Regions from separate parts of the Homo sapiens genome. Here region 1 is linked to region 2. A link is an interaction called in ENCODE POLR2A ChIA-PET data of the cell type or tissue named here. Cell type or tissue: MCF 10A. All regions are shown on one strand. Each heading gives the region's core, and the rest is flanking DNA. Links, peaks and the distances in the headings are about the cores only. Region 1 has its middle 26 kb from the start of NPTX1. Region 2 overlaps BAIAP2 (BAR/IMD domain containing adaptor protein 2).

Region 1 (12,450 bases), core at 3,089-8,088, 540 kb before region 2:
ACAGTTTACTAGAATGACTCACAGAGCTCAAGAAAGTGCTTTACTTACTATTGCTGGTTTATTATAAGGGCTACAACTCAGAAACAGCCACAAAGAAGAGATGCATAGGACAAGATACGGGGGAAGAGGCACCAAGCTTCCATGCCCTCCCCAGCACCTTGACCTGTTCCCCAACCCAGAAGCTCTTTGAACCCCATGTTTAGGGCTTTTTACGGAGGCTGCATCACACAGTCGTGCTTGATTAAATCATCCGCAGTTGGTGATCAACTCAATCTCCAGCCCCTCGCCCCTGTCCAGAGCTCATTGAATCGGGAGCCTTAAGAACCCCCCACCCCCAGTTGCTCTTTCTCTTCCCTCTGGCATGGTGGCTAGATCCCTAGGTGATGAAGTGGAAGGAGGCCTCCTGCTGATCCACGATGAACCTACTGTGGGAAAGAACCAGAAAGAACAGCTGCCGCTTAGAGCAGGTGGTATCTCAAGCCTGTGTGTTACTGCAGCAAAACCTATGGCCGCCTGGGTCCTGACCACCTGAGGGGTACAGTGTTCTCAGGGGCGCATTTCTGCCTTCACGTCCCTGAGCCTGGGGAAGTCCTGCCCAAACTCGGTTCTCCTGGAGTCTCTTTCATCTTTGAGGCAACCACTACCTTTCCGTCAACTCCCTCTTCTGCTTCAGTTAACCACAGGTAGGTTTTGCTCCTTGCAACTGACAACCTGGGCTGATGGAGGAAGCTGTTTCAGCTGTTATCAAGCAACACCTCGAGCAGGTGAGTCTGTAGCTGGAGGCCTCCAAGGTGCTGGTGTCTGAAGCAAAGATAGGTCACTGGAAAAAGAGGTGGCGTGTGTGTGTGTGTGTTTAGAAACAGAGTGTAGTTGTGTGTCTGTGCATGTAGAAAGAGGACATGGTTGTGTGTGTGTGTTTGTGTGTGCGTGTATAGAAAGAGGATGTGGGGCCAGGCACAGTGGCTCATGCCTGTAATCCTAGTGTATAATTGGGAGGCTGAGGTGGACAGACTGCTTGAGCCCAGGAGTTCAAGACCAGCCTAGGCAACATATCGAGAGTCTGTCTCTACAACAAAAAATAAAAAATTAGCTGGGCATGGTGATGCATGCCTATAGTCCCAGTTACTCAGGAGACTGAGGCAGGAGGATCACTTGAGACAGGAAGGTTGAAGCTGCAGTGAGCTATGATCACGACACTGCACTGGGTAACAGTAAAACTCCGTCTCAAAAAAAAAAAGTGTTTTTTTGTGTTTGTGAGCATGTGTGTGAGTGTATAGGAAGAGGATGTGGTCATGTGAGTGTGCCTGTGAGTAATGTATATGTGAGTATACCTGTGTGTGTGTGTTGTGTGTATATGTGAGTGTGCCTGTGTGTGTGTGTTGTGTGTATATGTATGTGTTGTATGTATATGTGAGTGTGCCTCTGTGTGTGTGTTGTGTATATGTGAGTGTGTGTGTTGTGTGTATATGTGTGTGTTGTGTGTATATGTGAGTGTGTGCTGGGGCAGCATCACAGGAATTCGCCTGCCATAAGGCCGGGCTGCGTCACGGCTAAGGCCGCAGTTCCCCCACCGTGCCTGGGTTTGGATCCTGGCTGCTCCGGTCGCCTGCTGTGGGTCCTTGCACACATTAACCTCTGAACACCAGTGGCCGTATCTGAAATAGCGCGAGAACAAAACTCAGGATTGCTGGGGAGCTGTAGGAGTGGAATTATGCAAAGCATGGCATGTCGCCCGTAACAGACTTCCGGGCCACCGTGGTGGTGCCGACACAGGCCGGCCGGGGCGTGCGTGGGGTCTGGCTTTGTCTTCTTGTCTCCCTCTGCTCCTCCCTCCTCCCCTGGCCGAGGGAGCCCGGCCTGTCTTCCTGGCCACAGTTCGGGAGGCCGCCGTCCTCAAAGCTGGGCACCAGCTATGGCTCAGTGTCTCCAGCCTCCAGGATTCCTGTGGTCGGGATCCAGCGTCTCTTTATCGTTTTTAAAGTGTTTTGCTGCTGGGAAGCCTCAAGCCTCTCCGCAGAGGGACATAAATAAAGGCAGGAACTTGGCCATTAGTAGGCTTCATGTGGCGTTTCCACCTGGGAGCGCCCTGGCGTGCTGCAAGCTGCCCTCACTGGCCAAGAGCAGGGCGGGAGGGGAGCCTCTGGAGTTCTCCGGTTCTGGGTTAGGTGCCTCTTACTCTCTGGGCTGCAAACAGACGGGGGTGCCTGGCAATGTGCCCCGGGCGGAGCACCCCTAACAGTTGCAGTTCAAATTTGGAGCCAGGCTGACCCTGGTTCAAGTCCTGTTGCTGTGTGCTGGCCGTGTCCCTGGACGGGTGGCACAAGGTCTTGGTCTCCAGTGTGCAGATGAGAGATGGTGATTATCTACTCCTGGGTGCTGGGCTCAGAGCCGCTGGCACCAGCCCTGGGGGCTGCCAGACATATAGCCCTCGGCTCTGTCACGCCCGGAACTCAAACCTCGCAGGCAGTCAGGGGAGAGGTCTGTGTGTGGAGCTCAGAACTCAGTGAGCACCCCATGTGCCTGTAAGGCCTCGCCATCTCCTACCCAACCCAGATGAGGCTCCTGCTTCCCACCCCTGGCAGGGAGTCTGATCTCATCCTAGCTCAAAGGTGGAAACTGAACGTGGGCCAGGTGGCAAAGTTCCCCAGTGGGTTCAGCTTCCGCCGGGTGGAGGAGGTGGGAGGCATGGCTGGAGGCCTGGCATCAGGCTGGATGAGGTGGACCCCTCAGGCTTGAATCCAAGAGGGCTCAGAGGGTGAGTGGGGCCCCAGGCCACGTCTCCAACAGCTGCCCACCTAGCCTTGCGCCTCCGCCTTCCTTCCTTCCTTTAAAAATGGCTACAGGCACATTTTCTTTGATTACTTTTATACTGAATAACACTATCCTTTTTAAAGCAAAAAATACATGCTCATGATAAACAAATGGAACCGGACAGATCTTTATCAAGGCCCCCGCAATGTGACCTTGTGACTCCAAGACAGAATAACTTTCCATGTGTGTTTTCAAGAGGTTGTGGGGAGCCGCTGAACCTGGGAGCAGTGAGGGCACAGGCGAGAGCTGTGGCCAGGAGAGTCACAGGAGCGGCAAAGACGAAAGGGAGTGGGAGATGGGAGGCCAATCAGAAAGCAGTGCCCGAAGCTGGGTGAGGAGCAGCAAAGGCGGGGGTTTCCTTGAGGATACCTGAGAGCCATGCTAGGGTGGGGAGGTCTGGGGGGAGTTGTGGGCTGGCCTTGAGTTTGAGATTGAGGCCCAGGCTGAGAGCGTGGTGACCCCTGCACTGTGGGTCTGCTCGAGCTGTGTGCTTCCCAGGAGCAAGAGCAAAGAGGCCAGAGGGAGGGGGGCAGAACAGGCCAGCAAGGGAGCCCCCAGAACAGGACACGCGTTCCTTGGCCCTCCCCAGGCAGCCCTAAGAGGGAAGAGAAGCTCTGCCCCCTCCTGCCCCCTCCTGCCCTCTCCTGTTCCCTCCTGCCCCCTCCTGCTCTCCTCCATGGAGTCAGGGGGCCCCAGGTGGCCATGGCCAGCCCATTCAGGGATCTGAGCCCCAGAGCCTGCATGCCAGGGTGAGCAGAGCCAGCTTGACTGCAGCCATGCTGACCCCGCAACCTTCCCCGAGGTCTGAGGACACCACGCTCCCTTCCTGCCGGCAGGTTGTAATTGGGTTTCACACGGGGCCTTCTGGCGCTGACCTACATGTTCCGGTCCGTGCCTCCTTGGTTTCTGAGTGTGTGCCCCTGATGGTTCTGGAACCTCTGGGCGTGGGCCTCCTTCCCTCCCCGCCTCATCAGCTGCTCTGATTCCACCGGGCAAGGTCAGGCTGGCAAGGAAGGAATTGGAGCTGCAGTCTGGGCGCCAGGCCCAGAGTGTGCTTCCCAGGGGCTGCCTGTGGGGAGGCTCCCGATCTGCCCACTCCCGAAATAAGAAGGGGCGCCCAGAGAGGAGGAGACTCTGGATGCGTGGTCAGCAGGCACCGGCTGCCATCCCCAGGAGAGTCATTGCCTGTGAGGACGTTGACCCTGGTAGGACCCGCCTCTCTGAAGCTGTCTCGGGTGTGAGTGAGGAGGAACGGGGTCTCTGGGGACTGAGCCCTCATCTCCAGTGCAAAATGCAGAGGCATGGGAGGGAATCAAATGAAACAGTGTGTGTGGAACAGAAGGCGCCAAATGGGAATGTCCCCCTGCCTGTCCATCTCCCTCCCTCCCCCGCCTCCTTATTTGCAGACGGAGGGACTGGATATCCTGGCAGAGCGTCTTCCGTGATGCGTAACCTCCCAGGAGATGCATGTTCTGGGGTTCCCCACTTACAGTTGAGAATACAGAGGCTAAGAAGGGTGAAGGGACTGCCTCCGGGTCCCAAGGCTGTTCCAAGTGATCTAGGACTCAGCTTTGGTCCTCCTGCCCTCAGCACCCTTGGTCATCACCTCCACTCGGTGTGCAGGAGGCTCCTGCTGTAGGTGCCCAGATGTTCGGCAGCTTTGTACTTAGAAATTTCGAGGGGGCGGTCGGGCGCTGTGTCTCACGCCTGTAATCCCAGCACTTTGGGAGGCCGAGGCAGGTGGATCACAAGGTCAGGAGATCGAGACCATCCTGGTTAACACAGTGAAACCCCGTCTCTACTAAAGATACAAAAAAATAGCCGGGTGTGGTGGTGGGCGCCTGTAGTCCCAGCTACTCGGGAGGCTGAGGCAGGAGAATGGTGTGAACCCGGGAGGCGGAGCTTGCAGCTAGCCGAGATCACGCACTGCACTCCAGCCTGGGTGACAGAGCAAGACTCCCTCTCAAAAAAAAAACAAACACACAGAAATTTCGAGGGGGCAGAGGGTGTCCTAACCTTGTCCCTCAGCAGGTCTTCACCCTGGCACCTTCACCAGACACCCGCCATGGCTCTCGGCTCAGCGGGTAGCTGAGTGTGTTCTCTTTGGGTTCTGACAGGTTCCAGCTTGTTTTTTGAGACCTTGTCAGCGTGGGGCCTGCCGGGAAGCAGGTGCTTGTCTTTAATGGGATGCCTTATCCTGGGCTCCACAGGCTGCACGGGGCGTTGTTCAGGTGACTCCTACACGCCGAGGCGTCTCTAGAGGAGGAGCCTCAAAAGGACTAGCAGGGGGTGCAGATAACTTTGTTTTTAAAATGAAGCCAAAGCTTTCACCACATCTCAGAGACAGAGTGACCCGAATGTGGAGGTTTGGCTGGAACCAGGCAGGTACCATCCACTACGGCTCCCACCTCTCCTGCTCGGAATCCCCCGCTGCCCTCCCCCAGGCCCTGGTCTCTGATTTCAGACTCGCCTCTGCTCTGTTTCACGTCTCCTGCAAGCAGACAAGCATGAAGCCTGCCCTCCGAGGCTGCATGAATAATAGAACTGAAATCATCCCTAGTTAAAAATAGATACTCTTCTTAATAAATATTTTACATACTGTCTTTAGGATATACAGGTCCCCTGGCTGAAGACTTAAAGCAAACCCTGTTATCGAAACCAAAAGATGTAGGAAAGGCTCTGCCCGGGCTCTGCCAGTGTGTTCCTGCACCACGGCTCTTGCCTCAAAGCCACCCACTCTGCGGTGACGTCCGACGCAGACAGCGCACACACGGATTACGTTGGAACTCATAGCCAGGAGCGGCTTGGGAATTCTTGGGTGTATTAGTCACTTGTGAATTTTATGGAGGCAAATCAATTATAAAGTGCCCCTTGGTTAGTGAGGCTTGGAGTTCAGAAAACCCAAAAGCAGGTTCTTACGTTACTGCTGCGAGGCAAGGCCTTCACCGTGAATGGAAGCTGGGGTGTCTGGGGGCAGCTGTGTGGAGGAAGAGAAAATTCTGGGCAGAAGCAGTTGGAGTTTAAAGTGCTGGCCCATTTCTGAAAACTTTGCAAACTTTGCAAAAACTTTGGATCGGACGTCACTGCAGAGTGGGTGGCTTTGAGGCAAACAGAGCAATCTTGAAGGTCTCCATTAATGAAGGCATGGCGTGGTCTGGATGCAGCAAATGCATTTGAATGATCTGCAGGAAGGCCTCGTAGCCTTGCTCCCCCCACCCATGTGCTTCCCCAGGAAGACAGGGGCAGCTAGGAAATGCTGGGGCCTGCCCAGTGTGCAGACCGCTTCCAGGTGACCCCACGCTGCATGGCCCAAGGCAAAGGCTGGAGCGTCCTTATTTAACAGGAGAGGAAAGTGGATACTGGAAGGGCAGAGCGTGCTGGGGCTGGAACAGACAAGCCCCAGGCTGGAGGGCCCATGTCTCACTCCCTCTGCCCCACACCTCAGCTGGTCTGCCTATGTGGTATTCTTGAACTGAGTGAAGAGACCCTTCTCTGTCAGGGCCACCTGCCCCACAGAGGGGCTCTTGTCTTCCTTGTGCTCAACATACCTTGAGGACATTTTGCTTTAGCACCCAGCACCCTGGATGGCATGTAGGGGTCCAGGTGTGTCTCTGCTCCAGACAGTGAATCCTTGAGCACCTGGCTTAGAGCTGGGCCCCTGGTACATGTTGTTACATGGATGGGTGGGTAGGTGGATGGGTGGGTGGGTAGGTGGATGGGTAGGTGGGTGATATGATTTGGCTTTGTGTCCCCACCCAAATCTCATCTTGAATTGTAATCCCCATAATCCCCACGTGTGAAGGGAGGGACCTGGTAGGAGGTGATTGGATTATGGGGGGTGGATGGGTGGATGTGTGGATGGAGGGATGGGTGGATAGATGGAGGGATGGAGGGGTGGATGAATAGTGTGTATGGATAAGTGGATGGAGGGATGGGTGGATGGGTAGATGGAGGGATGGGTGGAGGGGTAGAGGGGTGGATGGACGGATGGATGGGAGCATGTATGGATAAGTGGATGGAGGGATGGGTGGAGGGGTAGAGGGGTGGATGGACGGATGGATGGGAGCATGTATGGATAAGTGGATGGAGGGATGGGTAGATAGGTGGATGGAGGGATGGGTGGATAGGGGGATGGAGGGATGGGTGGATGGGTGGATACATGGATGGAGGGATGGTGGATAGGTGGATGGATGGATAGAGGGAGGGGTGGGTGGATGATGGAGAGAGGGATGAGTGGATGGATGGATGAGTAGATGAACAGATGTGTGGATAAAGGGATGGGTGAATGGGTGGATGGAGGGATGGGTAGATGGGTAGATGGAAGGATGGATGGAGGGGTGGAGGGGTGGGTGGATGGATGGATGGATTGTTGTGTGTATAGATAAGTGGATGGAGGGATGGGTAGATGGGTGGATGTGTGGATGGAGGATGGTGGATAGGTAGACGGATGGATAGAGGGAGGGGTGGAGGGATGATGGAGAGAGGAATGAGTGGATGGATGGATGAGTGGATGAATAGATGGGTGGATAAGGGGATGGGTGGATGGAGGGATGGGTGGATGGGTAGATGGAAGGATGGATGGAGGCATGGAGGTGTGGGTGGGTGGGTGGATGGGTGTGTGTATGGATAAGTGGATGGAGGGATGGGTGGATAGGTGGATGGAGGGATGAGTGGATGGGTGGATGTGTGGATGGAGGGATGGTGGATAGGTGGATAGAGGGAGGAGTGGATGGATGATGGAGAGAGGGATGAATGGATGGATGGATGAATGGATGAATATATGGGTGGATGAAGGGATGGGTGAATGGGTGGATGAATGGAGGGATGGGTGGATGGAGGGATGATGGATGGTAGGGGTAGATGGGTGGATGGAGGGATGGGTGAATGTATTGATGGTAGGGTGAATGAAGGGATGGGTGGATAGATGGCTGGGTGGAAGGATGGGTGGATTGGTGGATAGATAGGTGAATGGATTGAGGGATGGGCGGATGATGGATGGTGGATGGATGGGTGGGTAGGTGGATCCATGGATGGATGCACAGAGGGAAAAAGGCACATTGTATCAGACTCCAAAGGGAGAATTAATTGCAGCATAAAATGGGAGTCCAGGACCTCTCTTATTTCAGAGTTCATCGTGTAGATGGGAACAGTGTTTAACCCTTCCCTCTCCCACTGCCCTCTGTCAGCTGCTTCCCAGTTCCTAAATTATTGGCTCTGAAAGTGGGGGCTGGGGGAGTGGGGAAAAGAGTGGAGATGCTGAGACTTTCCCATGTGTCCAGCTTCCAGAGGCTTCCAGGACAGACTGTGGCACCATGGTTAGTAGCCAGGAGCAGGTTAGGGCATTATGGTACCTCCCCAAACAAAGCAGGGTGCTCCAGCTTCAGGCAGTCAGGACCCCATCTGCTCAGTGAGTGTCTGGTCAGCACCCACTCAGGCCAGGCTGTGTGGCAAATACAAAAGAAGTTAAAAAAAAATAAAGACATTCCATTATTTCAATAGAAAGAATTTTTTAAAAATGTGTCACTGGAGGTACACTTGCTTTACATTTTTTGCTTTGGAAGATGTAGGGAAAAAAGTCATGAAATGTTTTCATTTCTCTGTGATTGAGCAGACTCTTAAAATATTAAACTATTGCTTAATAATTGATTAAAACTAATCTCTGTGGGAGCCAACCACCCATTTGGTAGGATCTCTTTAAACTTTTAGGGGCTTTTAGCTCCCCCTGGCCGCCTAACCTTTCTCTTGTCTGATTCATTCTGGGCTCAGCAGACGTTTGGTCTCTTGTGGATTGATGATGTCAGGATGCTTCTGTCGGGCCGTGGGATGGCTGATGAGGCTGGATTCCGAACAAGGAACATCCTAGGGACACAGTGTCTGGAGAGGCAGTGAGGGAAGAGGAAAGAAATGTCTGTGAATAATTGTACTGCAGCTTCTAAAACTCGGGACGGGAGTCAGAGAAAACAGCCCTGTGGCCTTCAGAGCCGCTTAAGTTGTCTGTGACTTGAGTTTTTCCACACAATGACAATGGTGCCTGCCTCTCCATTTTCCCAGGAACGCTAAGCCATCGAGCAAAGTGGTTTAGAATGTGGGCGCAGGCATCCGAGTGTCTGGCTTCAAAACTTCCCCAGCAAGTTACCGAATGTGTAACCTTGGACGCGCTTTTTATTTTCTCTATACCTCAGCTCCTTATCAATAAAATGAGGATAGTAATATTAATAGAAACCCTCTTCTGTGCAGATGAGGTGAGGCAATGCATGTAAAGTTCTTAGCACTGGCCAGGGCTGGGCAAAGGCAGGGCTCACTATGCATTTAAGAGCTCAAAGCCCGGGTGAGCTGGCTCACGCCTGTAATCCCAGCACTTTGGGAGGCCGAGGCGGGCGGATCACCTGAGGTCGGGAGTTCAAGACCAGCCTGGCCAACATGCAGAAGCCCTGTCTCTACTAAAAATACAAAAAAATTAGCCGGGTGGGGTGGCACACGCCTGAAATCCCAGCTACTCCGGAGGCTGAGGCAGGAGAATCGCTTGAACCCGGGAAGCAGAGGTTGCGGTGAGCCCAGATCACGCCATTGCACTCCAGCCTGGGCAACAAGAGTGAAACTCTGTCTCAAAAAAAGAAAGAAAGAAAAAAGCCCAAAGGAGACTCTGAATTTTAAAACAACTACTTTGAGGCCAGTCACGGTGGTTCACGCCTGTAATCCCAGCACTTCGGGAGGCCAAGGCAGGAGGATCACTTGGGCCCCAGGGTTCGAGACCAGCCTAGACAACATGGTGAGACCCCACCTCTACAAAAAATGTAGAAATTAACTGGGTGTGGTGGAACATGCCTGTAGCCCCAGCTACTCAGGAGGCTGAGGTGGGAGGATTGCTTGAGCCAGGGAGTTCGAAGCTGCAATGAGCGATGATCATATCACTGCACTCCAGCCTGGTGACAGAGGGAGACCCTGTCTTGAAAAAATAAATAAAACAAAAACAACTACTTTGAAAAAGGGATCATTAGGTGAACAACTGAAGCCTCTGAAACTAAACAGTCTCAGCCAGGTGCGGTGGCTCACACCTGTAATCCCAGCACTTTGGGAGTCCGAGGCGGGTGGATCACCTGAGGTCAGGAGTTTGAGACTAGCCTGGCCAACATGGTGAAACCCCGTCTCTACTAAAAATATAAAAAATTGGCCGGGTGTGGTAGCTCACGCCTGTAATCCCACCACTTCGGGTGGATCACCTGAAGTCAGGAGTTTGAGACCAGCCTGGCCAACATGGCAAAACCCTATCTCTACTAAAAATACAAAAATTAGCCAGGTGTGGTTGTGCATCCCTGTAATCCCAGCTACTTGAGAGGCTGAGGAAGGAGAATCGCTTGAACCTGGGAGGCAGAGGTTACAGTGAGCCAAGATGGCACCACTGTACTCCAGCCTGGGCGACAGGAGCAAAACTCCATCTCAAAAAAGAAAAGAAAAGAAACGAAGCAGTCTCAAAGAAATGTTTGTACACTTGTGTTTATAGCAGCACTATTCACAACAGCCAAAATGTGGAAACAACCCAGATGTCCATGGGCGCATGAATGGGTAAAGCAATGTGGTATGTACGTACAACGGGGTATTATTTAGCCCTGAAAAAGGAAGAAAATTCAGAGGTCGGGTGCAGTGGCTCACAACTGTACCTATAACCCCAGAACTTTGGGAGGCCGAGGCAGGAGGATTGCTTGAGCCCAGGAGTTCAAGACCAGCCTGGGCAACATGGTGAGATCCTGTCTCTATACAAAAAAACAAAAAAAATCAGCCAGATGTGGTGGCACATGCCAGTGGTTCCAGCTACTTGAGAGGCTGAGGTGGGAGGATTGGTTGAGCCCAGGAGTTGAGGCTGCAGTGAGCTGTGATCATACCACTGCACTCCAGCCTGGGCAAGAGAGCAGGAAAACGCCTCCCCCAGCATACACAAAGGAAGGAAATTCTGACTCGTGCTACAACATGGATGAATCTCAAGACATGCTAAGTGAAATAAGCCAGTCGCTGGCCGGGGGTGGTAGCTCATACCTGTAATTCCAACACTCTGGGAGGCTGAGGCAGGCAGATCACTTGAGGTCAGGATTTCAAGACCAGCCTGGGCAACATGGTGAAACCCTGTCTCCACCAAAAAATACAAAAACAAACAAAACAAACAAAACAATTAGCCAGATTTGGTAGCACATGCCTGTAGTCCCAGCTACTCAGGAGGCTGATGCATGAGAATCACTTGAACCCTGGAGGCGGAGGCAACAGTGAACCGAGATTGTGCCACTGCACTCCAGCCTGGGCAACACAGACCCCGTCTGAAATAAATAAATAAATAATAAGGCAGTCACAAAGGGGCAAATACTGTATAATTCCACGTCTATGAGGTATTTATTTTATTATTGTTATTATTTTTGAGATGGAGTCTCGCTCTGTTGCCCAGGCTAGAGTGCAGTGGTGCAATCTTGGCTGACTGCAACCTCTGCCTCCTGGGTTCAAGCGATTCTCCTGCCTCAGCCTCCTGAGTAGCTGGGATTACAGTAGCCTGCCACCACACCCAGCTAATTTTTGTATTTTTAGTAAAGACAGGGTTTCACCACATTGGCCAGGCTGGTCTTGAACTCTTGATCTCAGGTGAGCCACCCGCCTTGGCGTCCCAAAGTGCTGGGATTACAGGCATGAGCCACCATGCCTGGCCCTATGATGTATTTAGAGCAGCCAGAAAAATAGAGATAGAAAGTGGAATGGAGGTTGCCAGGGCTGGGGAGGGGAATGTGGAGTTGTCATTTAATGGGTGCAGAGTTTCAGTTTTGTAAGATGAAAAGAGTTCTGGAAATGAATGGTGGTGATGGTTGCATAACAACGTAAATTAACTTAATGCCACTGAACTGTGCACTCAAAAATGGTAATGATGATAACTTTATGTGTAGCTTACCACAATTCAAAATAATAAAAGGATGGGTGAGGTAGCTCACGCCTGTGATCCCAGCACTTTGGGAGGCCAAGGTGGGTGGATCACTTGAGGTCAGGAGTTTGAGACCAGCCTGGCCAACATGGTGAAACCCCGTCTCTACTAAAAATACAAAAATTAGCCAGGCGTGGTGGCGGGTGCCTGAAATCCCAGCTACTTGAGAGGCTGAGGCAGGAGACTCACTTGAACCTGAGAGGCAGAGATTGCAGTGAGCTGAGATCGTGCCACTGCATTCCAGCCTCGGCAACAGAGCGAGACTCCATCATCCTAGGCCTTGCACAGATGAGGTGGGGCCTTTGATTAAGAGCTCAGCGGGGACCACCATGCCCCCTCCCCACCTGCCCCGAGACATCCTCAGACCAGCCTCAAAGGCCCACAGCTGGATTGGCCAGCCTCAACTTTGCATGCTGTCGGTGGGCGTGGAAATGGATCCAGCCTCCTTGAAGGTGCCACTCAGGAGGATGTCCAGGAAATCTTAAACGTGAGTGAAGGCAAGAGCTCCTGAGTGGTGGGTTGGGATCTGAACACAGCCCCACCTGGTTCTAGCACAGCCCTGGTCCTCATTCTTCTTGGTCCAGCCAGGCACCGTGGGCTACATCATCCTAAGAAAGGGGAATAAAACCAGAGAGGGTAGAGTCAGGGCCTGGATCCACCCTGATTAATCTCCCATCCAGAGAATA
Region 2 (5,000 bases), core at 1-5,000:
ATGGAAGATGAAGGGGAGGGGAGTGGAACGGCTTCCCGGTGTTTGCCGAGAACATAATCTCAGACCTTCTGGGGGCACTGCGTGGGCTGGGCCCTGCAGGTGTTGGGAGGGCAAGGCGCGGAAGACCCCTTCCTCCACAGGAGCCCGGGCCCAGCGCTTGCTCAGGTTGCCCTGGGTAGTGGCCCAGATGGAGGGATGGAGTGCTGGAATCTGCCTCCCCCGGTGGCCTTTGGAATTAAGGCTACTGAAGCTGCAGCCCTCTTGGGGAAGCCCCGTGCATCCCTGTGTGCTGAGGGGCTGGCTCCCTGGCTGGCTGTGTCTCCTGGAATGCCAGGAGAATGTCAGGTGGGTGTTTTCCTCAAGGTCTCGTGTCCGCAGAGAAGCCCTGGCTCCCAGGTGACCCATGACCTGGAGTGTGGCGGCTCCACCACCTTCTCTGGGCATAGTGCCATTGGCCCACAGCCTGTCCTAGAATATGTGAGGTTGAGAGAGCATCTGGGGAGGAGGAGGAGTCCCTGTTGCAGACGTGGCCATGGCCTTCCTTGTGCCGAGGCTCTTGGCCCTGGCTGGTCACTCTAGCAGCTGGTGGGGAAGCCAGCCTGGCGGGGCCGCAGCCGTGCTTCGAGGAGACGGGTGCCACAGGGTTCCTGGAGCCAGGAGCCAGTTGGGTTTGCCGCCTCTGGTGTGATTGGTAAGGGCTGGCGCCAGGTGGTGGGCGTCATGTGCTGGGTGGCAGGGAGCACACTGCCGGCTTTTCTGCTCCGTGCCCGGCTGCCCGGGCCTGGCTGTTCCTCTCTGCCACATCCAGCTTCTTCCTGGGGTGTGCAGAGCTCACCATCCCCTCCATTTGGAGACGGTGGGGGGTGGTCTCTGACAGGCACCTCCTGCTGACAGGCACCTCCTGGCATTGGAGTCGCCTTCCTGGGTGGGGGGGGCAGCAGACCCGGCACCTGAGGAGGAGAGAAATCACAGTGCTGGACCCAGCTCCGTGCGCGTGTACATGTGTATGTGTGTCCGTGTGTGCACACGTGCATGCAGTGCTTTGTGTTTAAGGATACTTCCTGGGGTGGCCCCCATGGGCACCATCTTGCCGCAGGGTGGCTGGGTCTGCTGTCACTGAGTAGACCTGGCCTGCATTTTCTCTACATGTGCATGTCTGTGTTACCCGCCCTCGCCACCGCCAGCCTTTAGCAGGGGGCACGTCTCCCAGGAGCAGTGCTGATGTGGTCCCCTTGGTGGGGTGGCCAGGGCACAAAGACCGGCTGCCGTGTCATGCTGCCCTCTGGGCTGCCCAGCCTGTGTGGGCTTTGGCCCCAGGCACTGTCCTGCCGGTTGTTGGCTCCAGGGTGTACAACCCTTCTGCTGGTGCTTGCTCAGCGTCCCATGCCTGCTGGCTCCAGGTGGCGTCCAGCGTTCGCTTGGTGTCCCATGCCTGCTGTGCCGTTGGTGGCTGCATGAAGTCCGTGTCTACCGATGGATGTGGCCAGGCGTTCTGGGATGTGGCGCTTGTGGAGTTGTGGGCTGCTTGGGGGAGAGTGTCCTGCCCGTGCCTGCTGTCCCCACAGCCTTGCCTTGAGCAAGTATTCTTCGTTGGGGAGATTGGTTGGCTCGTGGTACTGCCCGAGTGGACCTGAGGTTCAGGATTAAAGTGAAGGCTGGTGCTGCCCTGGGCTTTCAGGGGCCACCGTTAGATGGGAGGGCAGTGGGTGGGGGCTGCTGGGAGCTGTGTTCCTGTTGCTGCCTTGTCTTCGACTGAAGCTTCCAAAGGTGGAGACCTGAGGGCCAAGACCTGTCTGCTGGCTACAGGCACCATGGGCTGAACTGTCCAGGATAGGTGGTCTTGCAGGGGAGGGCTGGTGTGTGACCTGGCCATTGAATAGGAGGGGCCTGTCCTCCTTCCGAGCTCCAGGAGGCAGACTGGCCGGGAGGCTGAAGCCCGGTTCACCCTTCTCCCCAGTTCACAGGTCTGGGCCCTGGTCAGGGGAGCAACCCCAGCGTCACTGCAGGAGTGGCAGGTGGTGAGCAGAGCTGGACATCACCACTTGTCTCCACCCAGCCTTGCATGGCCCTCTCTGCCAGCTGCCCTGGGCTAGTGTTGCCTGTGGGTGCCACCATGGGTGGGGACACTCGCCACCGTCTGTGGAGGCGGGGTGCCACTGACTGCTGGTTGAGGCTGGCTCCTGTCCTTCCTTACATTGAGCCAGAGTCTGCCCTGTGTTGCCTTCCCAGCCACCTTGTCTGGTGACTTTCTTTGAGGCCCCAGGATAGGGAAGCATCTTTGTGGCTGCACAGAGCCCGTGGTCCCCTGGAAGCTCTGCACTTGGGCGGCCGGCGCCGTCAGCCGCCCCCCACAGCCTGCGCTAAGATCCCTAGTAATTACAGGCAGGCGGGGATGGTGCTGGCACCGGCCTCCAACGCACTTCCACCTCCCCCGAGCGCTGATTCATTCCTGGCCCCTGGCTGTGCCTGTACAGCTGCACAATGACTTGAGGGGCCTCAACCCAGAGGCAGAAAGGGAGGCCGAGAAGGGACCCGTTTGGCTCTGTGACTGCAAGGGCTTGATCTGTCCTGCCCACGGATTCCTCCTTTGGGCATGGAACGGCGGCCAGCCTGTGAGGGGCCCATCGGTATTTGGGAATGAACACATCTTGTTTCTGGATTCTGGAGCATTCATGCTTGAATCACTGTCCCGCCTTTGCTGAGGGTTTGCTCCCCGGGCGGTGGCCTGGGCCCTCTGAGAGCTCCCTGGAGGTGGTGGCAGCTCACACCACATGCAGTTGGAATCCCTGTTTCCCAGGGCTGTGGGCAGTGCAGGCTGAGGAGGTGGCCCTGGTGTGGGGCTGGCCTAGGCAGGCTGAGGGCTATTTCTCCTACTGTGGCCCAGGGGCTCTTGGTGTTGGTCCTGCAACAAGGGGACCAGAAAGCCCAGGGAGCAAGAGTGGAGGAGGCTGTGGAGATGGTGGGGAGGTAGGGCCTGAGCCCATGCTGTGCTGAGGAGTCCCCTCTAGGGGGCAGGAGGCTGGGGATCTGCCTCTGGCGGGGGCCCGTTTCTGCCTGTCAGGCACAGTGGCGCCCCCAGCACCTCCCTCAAGTTAACCCCCATCTGCCCCTGGTCTTTTTGACTCACGCTATAGAGCCTTGTCTGCTGGCTCTTGGTTTGGTCACCCCTGAGCTTTGGAAAATGCTGCCTGGTCCTTGGGCTTCCTGCCAGGCCTGCCGGGAGGAGTCTTGCCTGGCCAGTCCCCTGGCCATATGACCTTGGCCAAATCTTGCTCCCTGGGCAGTGGGTACAGCGGGCAGGATGCTCCCAGGGTCCCTGGAGGCTCTGGGGCCTGTCCCAGGTCAGGTGGCACCAGCCTTGGTATCCTCAGTGCTCTAGTCCTCACTCTGATGGGCAGGGGTGGGATGCACGCGGCACCATGAGATCTGATGTCCTGGGCCATGAGGTGCTGGGGACCCCTTGTTGGGGGAAAGGCTGTCAGTTACAACAGGGTGCTTTTGCTCTTGCTTAGAGTTTTTATTTTATACTTACTGGAACAGTTGTCTTATAATTGGGTAGTGTTTTTTCGTTTTTTGTTTGTTTTTTGTTTTTTCTGTTTTGTTTTTGTTTTGTTTTTGGAGACGGAGTTTTGCTCTTGTTGCCCAGGCTGGAGTGCAGTGGCGTGATCTCGGCTCACTGCAACCTCCGCCTCCCGGGTTCAGGTGATTCTCCTGCCCCAGCCTCCCAAGTAGCTGGGATTACAGGCATGCGCCACCACGCCTGGCTAATTTTATATTTAGTAGAGGTGGGATTTTTCCATGTTCGTCAGGCTGGTCTCGAACTCCCAACCTCAGGTGATCCACCCACCTCGGGCTCCCAAAGTGCTGGGATTACAGGCATGAGCCACTGCGCCTGGCCCTGTTTGGGTAGATTTTTCAATAATCATATATTGAATTCATGTGAAGTAAATTGGTAGGGTTTTCTTAAAACTTATTTTTCATGAAGAGTTTGACTTCTGAGTCACATTTCAGCTCTGGGCTGTCAGTGTGCTTGTCCACTGGGCACCTGCCCCTGAGCCGTCAGGGGTGCCAATGCCAGAACACCTCCTGAGTATGTCTCTGAGATTTTCTTCCAAGCCCCTGCTCTTCCATTTTTGTTACTGGCACTTTTTTTTTTCTTTTCTTTTTTCTTTTTTTTTTTTTTTTGGAGACAGAGTCTTGCTTTGTTTCCCAGCCCGGAAGGCAATGGTGTGATCTCACCTCAACTGCAGCCTGAAACTCCTAGGCTTATACAGTCCTCCTGCCTCAGCCACCTGAGTAGCTAGGACCACAGGCGTGCCCCACCTGTGTGCCTGGCTAATTTTTTTTTTTATTTTAATTTTTGGTAGAGATGAGGTCTTGCTATGTTGCCCAGGCTGGTCTTGAACTCCTAGGCTCAAGCAGTCCTCCCACCTTGGCCTCCCAAAGTGCTGGGATTACATGTGTGAGCAAACGCACCCTGGTGCTTTCTTGATCAGCAGGTTTTCAGACAACGGCCAGGCCTCCTGTTCCTTCTTCGGATGGTCCTTATGTGTTTTGTACACTGAGCTGTCCAGGCGTGCCCCTGCCTGGTTGTGGCAGGGGACAGTCAGCAGGTGGGCCATGCCAGGTGACCGCCTGCTTGTCATGGCTGCCCCAGTGGGAGTCGCAGGACGTGAATGGTGGAATGCGCTGGGGTAGCACAGGTGCCTGTGCCGGAAAACAGCGACATCTTGACATTAGAATGGGGGTGGGGATGGTGGTGGGGGAGAGGGTGTCCCCTAGCCGCAGGAGCTGGAATCTGTCCAGTAGAGGGTTTGTCTCACCCAGAGCCAAGCTTGGTCTGGGTGGATGCTGCTAGTGGCGGGCAGAGTGGCCTTGCTGCTTCCAGGCGGGGCTTTTATTTTAATTTAATTTAATTTAATTTATTTAAGACAGAGTCTTGTTCTGTCACCCAGGCTGGAGTGCAGTGGTGTGACCTTGGCTTACTGCAGCCTCTGCCT

What was found. ChIA-PET counts read pairs that join two places held together with the same protein. Peaks named below come from ENCODE experiments on the same cell type or tissue, not always from the same donor. Only the 100,000 strongest peaks of a DNase experiment are listed, where the experiment ranks them.
Region 1: POLR2A ChIA-PET joins it to region 2 with 5 read pairs; 1 of 35 experiments calls an interaction of 5 or more read pairs at or near these places.

The regions. Positions count from the first base shown.
Region 1 is chr17:80,496,613-80,509,062 of GRCh38, forward strand. No RefSeq gene overlaps it. Among named protein-coding and RNA genes, the nearest start is that of NPTX1, 26 kb to the left of the region's middle. In MCF 10A, for the core only: no CTCF peak of the experiment used is centred there; DNase peaks (open chromatin) are centred at 4,989 and 5,579.
Region 2 is chr17:81,037,974-81,042,973 of GRCh38, forward strand. The region is part of intron 1 of BAIAP2 (BAR/IMD domain containing adaptor protein 2); the gene reads left to right. Among named protein-coding and RNA genes, the nearest start is that of BAIAP2, 5.3 kb to the left of the region's middle. RefSeq lists an enhancer at 1,250-1,801. In MCF 10A, for the core only: a CTCF peak has its summit at 3,025 (motif pointing right); a DNase peak (open chromatin) is centred at 2,448.